Regions from separate parts of the Homo sapiens genome. Here region 1 is linked to region 2. A link is an interaction called in ENCODE POLR2A ChIA-PET data of the cell type or tissue named here. Cell type or tissue: HepG2. All regions are shown on one strand. Links, peaks and the distances in the headings refer to the core of each region. The heading gives the core; the rest is flanking DNA. Region 1 has its middle 8.0 kb from the start of HIF3A. Region 2 overlaps STRN4 (striatin 4).

The links. ChIA-PET counts read pairs that join two places held together with the same protein. Peaks named below come from ENCODE experiments on the same cell type or tissue, not always from the same donor. Only the 100,000 strongest peaks of a DNase experiment are listed, where the experiment ranks them.
Region 1: POLR2A ChIA-PET joins it to region 2 with 6 read pairs; 2 of 35 experiments call an interaction of 5 or more read pairs at or near these places.

What each region holds. Positions count from the first base shown.
Region 1 is chr19:46,287,561-46,290,464 of GRCh38, forward strand. No RefSeq gene overlaps it. Among named protein-coding and RNA genes, the nearest start is that of HIF3A, 8.0 kb to the right of the region's middle. In HepG2, for the core only: no CTCF peak of the experiment used is centred there; DNase peaks (open chromatin) are centred at 1,451 and 1,861.
Region 2 is chr19:46,723,393-46,726,296 of GRCh38, forward strand. STRN4 (striatin 4) reads right to left here. Exons shown (of 18, transcript NM_013403.3): 10 at 2,081-2,256; 11 at 1,940-1,987; 12 at 1,415-1,536. Among named protein-coding and RNA genes, the nearest start is that of PRKD2, 7.7 kb to the left of the region's middle. RefSeq lists an enhancer at 1,953-2,497. In HepG2, for the core only: no CTCF peak of the experiment used is centred there; no DNase peak of the experiment used is centred there.

The DNA of each region.
Region 1 (2,904 bases), core at 251-2,750, 440 kb before region 2:
CATATTCCTCTGTTCCCTGCCTTTCCTGTACACCAGTAGTTACACGTGGAAGCCGAATAATTTCAGGTTCAATTATTTTGGTGAAAATACTTCCTAGGTCTGCATCCTTCCACCAGCAGACACATCAGGTCTCGTCTTTATTGTGTGAGACTCACATCCTATTGGCCACAGGAAGTCACATGACCAAGCCTGACATCAGTGAGTCAGGGAATGTATTTGACATACTCAAGAGGACCTGTAAAGTCACATGGTACAGTCATGGATGTATAATTCTATAACAAGGAGGAAGTGGAGATTTGGAAACAATAATTCAAGCTACCATGAGGGCGTTTTTGTTTTGTTTTGTTTTGTTTTTTAATCAAATGAACTTTTCAGAAATGACTCGGTCAGATGCGGTGGCTCACGCCTGTGATCCCAGCACTTTGGTGAGGCCGAGGCAGGCGGATCGCCTGAGGTTGGGAGTTCGAGACCAGCCTGACCAACATGGAGAAACCCCATCTCTACTAAAAATACAAAATTAGCGGGGCATGGTGGGGCATGCCTGTAATCCCAGCTACTCGGGAGGTTGAGGCAGGAGAATCGCTTGAACCCAGGAGGCAGAGGTTGCAGTAAGCCGAGATCACAGCACTGCACTCCAGCCTGGGTAACAAGAGCGAAACTCTGTCTCCAAAAAAAGAAAAAGAAATGACTTACGCCTGTAATCCTAGCACTCTGGGAGCTGAGATGGGAGGATCGCTTGAGACCAGGAGGTCCAGACCAGCCTGGGCAACATGGCAAGACCCTGTCTCTACAAATAATTTTAAAAATTAGCTGGGTGTGGTGGTCTGCGCCTGTGGTCCCAGCTACTCAGGAAGCTGAGGCAGGAGGATCACTTGAGCCCTGGTCAAGGCTGCAGTGAGCTGTGTTCATGCTACAGTACTCCAGCCTGGGCGACAGAGCAAGATCCTCTCTCAAAAGAAGGAAATAAGCCAGATGCAGTGGCTCACACCTGTAATCCCAGCACTTTGGGAGGCCAAGGCAGGCAGATCACCTGAGGTCAGGAGTTCGAGACCAGCCTGGCTAACATGGTGAAACCCCGTCTCTACTAAAAATACAAAAATTAGCCGGACATAGTGGCGCACACCTGTAATCCCGGCTACTCGGGAGGCTGAGGCACGAGAATTACTTGAATATGGGAGGCAGAGGTTGTAGTGAGCTGAGATTGCCATTGCACTCCAGACTGGGCAACAGAGTGAGACTCCATCTCAAAAAAAAAAAAAAAAAAGAAATGAAGGAAGGAGGAAGGAAGGAAGGGAAGGGGAAGGGAAGGAAGAGAGACAGAGAGAGAAGGAGAGGAAGGGAGGGAGGGAGGGAGGGAGGGACGGACAGACGGACGGACGGAACTAACTCTATGAGTCACAGAGAGGTTAAGTAATTTGTTCAAGGTTCTGCAGCTGGTAAATGATGGGATTAGAATGCAGGCAGCCTGGCTCCAGAGTCCACTATAGGAAAACATTGGAGCCCACTTAATGGGGCTGCTGTGACATTCCAATGTGAACAGGAATGCCAAGGGCTCAGGACAGCGCTTGGCACAGGATCTGTGCATCATGCTTGGAACTGGTGCTGTTTATTTCCATCACCTGATTCTGGGTTGGCCTTGGCTTGGGTTTGGAGGGATTTTCTGCCCCTGGCAGTGTTCCAGGGGTGGCAGCTGGACTTTTTAAATCCAAGGACCTTGTTAGGAGTCAGAGTTGGGCAAGGGGAGACTGGAGATAAAATCCGATCACAAGAGGTAGCTATGAATAGGTCAGGAGCAATTCTCCCCAGCCTTGAGCAGTAGGGAGGATGAGTCAACAGAAGTGAACTCACCCTTCCTACTTGTTATAGAATTATACATCCATGACTGTACCATGTGACTTTACATGTCTTCTTGAGTATGTCAAATACATTCCCTGACCCACTGAGGTCAGGGTTGGTCATGTGACTTCCTGTGGCCAATAGGATGTGAGTCATACCCAATAAAGATAACCAGACCTGATGGTAAGTAGAATATCCATGAAGATGTGCAGGAGACCATGGCCAGCAACACTGGCTTATCAGAACTGGGTTCATGCACAGGTCTGAGTTTTTGTTGCTGAACCCTCTTTCCCTGTCAATAAGACAAGCATTTATTCCCCAGTATCCCAAGGCCTATGACTCCACCTCCAGGCTGCCACTCATAGGTGGAGCTCACCTGGCACCTGCGGCTGGAACATCTACTTATCACCTTTCCATGTGGCTCCTTGGGCTTCCTCACATCATGGCAGCTAGGTCCCAGGGGCTATGGGACCTAGCTAGATATTGTGCTTCATAGCTAGATACGGTGCTATGAAGAGTGTGGCAGTTGACATTTCCTGGAAATGGTCACAGTAATATTTTGAGTCTCACATGCTCTCCCTTGTGGTAGCTTGCCCCTCCCATCAAAAGGCAGAGTATTTTCCTTTTCTTGAAGCTGGGCAGAACTTTGTGATTGCCTTGACAGAGGGGAAAAAAAGGGTTGGGGGGGTGCAGAAGTGACACTATATGCCTGTGTGACTTCCAAGGCTAAGTCATAAAAGCAGACACGGCTTTTTCTTGTCCTTTCCCTTCCCTTCCCTTCTCTCTCTCAGCCTCCCTCTCCCTACCCCTTCCCCACCACTGGCCTCTGGGACCTAGCTGCCATGATATGAGGAAGCCCAAGCAGCCACAGGGAAAGGTCACAAGTAGAAGTTCCAGCCACAGGGCCCAGGTGAGGTCCCAGCTGATAGGCAGCATCAACTGCCAGACAGGTGAGTGAGAAAGCTTCAGATCATTCCAGTCCACAGCCTTTTAAGCCACCCCAAGGGGTGTCAAGTGCAGCAAAGATGAGCCATACCTGCTGAGCCCTGCCCAGATTGCAGATCTGTA
Region 2 (2,904 bases), core at 77-2,576:
CCACGCACCCACTTCACACCTGGTGCCCCTCGGAACTGTCCACTGCCAGGACAGCCCGGCAGCTGCTCACACTGCCCACTAGCTCTCCAAGGAAGGTTCTAGGGCTCCAGAAGGCAGGGATTTCCCTCTATTCACAGCTGTCTCCCCAAGCAGGGCCCAGAAACTGGGAGCTCAATACAGAATTTTTCGGGCTCCATTAAGGAAGAAGGAACAGCATGGTTCTGTGGCCCCAGGAGCGGCACGCAGCCTGTGCTGGACAAGGGTTGGTCCCAACCCTGGCCCGAGCAGTCTTTTCAGCCCATGGCCAAGTGCATGGGCTTTGCCTGGTCTCTCCAAAGCCCCCTGGTCATTCAGAGGTCCAATCACTGCTTCCCTGGTTGCTGGAGTCCACACCAGCAGCTCTGGCCTGCTGACACCGAAAGTGTGGTGGCTAATGTAGCTGGGACCGATCCTGACCTTGTGCAGGTGAGCCTGTTCTCTAAAGTCTGTCCTCCCCTTGAGAGGAGACAAAGACCTCTGAACTCTGCCCAGACAAGGTGGAGCACAGGGCCAGGTGCATGATCAAGGAGGCAGAGCCGGGCGCAGTGGCTCATGCCTGCAATCCCAGCACTTTGGGAGGCCAAGGTGGGTGGATCACCTGAGGTCCGGAGTTCAAGACCAGCCTGGTCAACGTGGTGCAACCCTGTCTCTACCAAAAATACAAAAAATAGCTGGATATGGTGGTGCGTGCCTGTAATCCCAGCTACTCGGGAGGCTGAGGCACGAGAATCACTTGAACCCAGGAGGTAGAGGTTGCAGTAAGCCAAGATCACGCCACTGCATTCCAGCCTGGGTGACAGAGTGAGACTCTTTGTCTCAAAAAAAAAAAAAAAAAAAAAAAAAAGGCAGAGAACAGGGGGACAGATGTTGAACAGAAGTGACAGTCTGGTCACTTCCCTACTTAGGTCTTAGATGCTCCAAAGAGAAAGCCCCAACGCGCTCCAGCCTGGCCCAGCTAACTCCACCTTCTCTGCTTTCTCTGGACATGCCCTCCCCTCAACCACGCAGAGACCCTGGCGGATCCCCACACACAGAGTACACGGCATGGCAGAGCAGAGGCTGCCAGGGCCAGCCACGCCTGTGCATGGGCTGCTCCCAGCCTGGGCTGCCTCAGCACTGCCTTCTGGACGCCGGCTCACAGAGATTCTCAGGCAGCTTCACCACCTCCTCCCACAGCCATCATTCCCATCCCGGCTGGCTCGTCCCTTGGCCACGCGCTGCATCGCGCTGCTCACAACAGAGCAGACAGGGGAGCCGTCACACGCACTCCTGAGGCCTGCAGTGTTGGCAAGAGGTGGACGCGACGTGTGTGTGCGTGGAGGGGACGGCCAGGCCCCAGTGGATGTGAGGGGAAGGCGGGAGGCGTTGTCCTCACCGTAGCCATCATAGGGATCCATGCTGAGGTCTGGAATCTTCCAACTATGGATGCAGGCATCTGCCCCGCCACTGTAGCAGTATTCACTGTTGCTGCCCATAGCCACAGCCAACACTGGGCCCCTGGAAGGGACAAATATGTGGAAAGGGGGATGAGACAAGCTCAGGGCCTCCCCTGGCCACAGGACCTAAGTTCCCTACTAGCATTCTTCAAGGATGGCCAAAAGGAATTCAGTGACTGGGGCTCTGGCCATGCTACCTGGACAAGCTGCCTGTCCCCTGCCCTCCCCCACCCCACCTCCATCTCCTCCCCTGAAGGGCTGTGCTGAGTACCAGCTGCCAGGGCATGTGAAAGTCAGCATGGAGCCCCAAGAACCAGGGCTGTGTATATCATGAAGGGGGCGGGGACTCAGAGCCCCCTGCTGTCCTGCCTCCTGCCGTGGGCCTCCCGCGATGGCAGTGAGCAGGTCAGGAGTCAGGCTGCATTTAGGACGAGTTTCTAGCAGGCTCAGGGGCACCTCCCTACCTGTGAGCCCGGAAAGCATGTATAGGTTCCACATCTAGCGCCGCATTCCTGTGGGATGACAGAGGAGCCTGATGTCACTGAGACCCTGTCACCCCCGTCCCCAGATGCCCCTGCCCCCGGCTCTGAGCTTGCTGCCCTCACTTCTTGGCCGTGACCGCCTTCTGCAGGTTCCAGAGCTTGAGCGTGCCGTCCTCGGAGGCGGTGAGCAGAGCCGACTGGCTGTGGTGGAAGGCCAGGGAACGAATGCCGTCGTAGTGCGAGCGCAGGGTGAACTTGGGGTTCCACGTCTTCTTAAAAGCATCTTTGCTGTCAGACAGCTGGGGTTGGGGGGAGCTGCCTCAGTGTCTTCGCATCCATCCCAGCAGTCATGCAGACACCGACACCCAGGGCTTGAGGGCCCCTGTCTTCCACCCACATGACCCTGGCAGGAATGCCCTCAGAGCCTGGGCTCCAGCCGGGAACTCTCCCCTTCCTCTGCTGGGCAGAGTCTCCATGCTCGCCCAACAAGTCCCCACACTGCGCTGGGTTCTGGAGAGACAAAGGTGAGCCTGACCCCTTGGGGTCTTGCAGTTGAGAGGAAGGGGAATGGGGGACACAACTGGACCATCCCACAAGTGTGCAGGATCATCAGCCATGAGCAGGGCAATGAATTAAAGATGCACAGAGAGACATCAGGCAGCCTGCCCTCCTCCCTGGGGGCCACTGAGGCTTTCCTGAGGAAGCACGAGCCAGCAGGACTTCACAAGATAAGGAGAGGGCCCTGGAGAGGGAAAGGGCCCGTGCAGAGGCCCTGAGGCAGCAAGGGCGAGCCCAGGCCTGAGAGGTCAGTGGTACAGGCTGCAGGAGGCAAGGAGAGTGGCAGGGGATGAGACAGGTGCTGGGTGGTGAGCCCCGGAGGAATGCGCATTTCATCCTAAGAAAAAGCCTCAGAGAAACAAGGAGCCGGGGAAGTGTTTAGAGCAGGG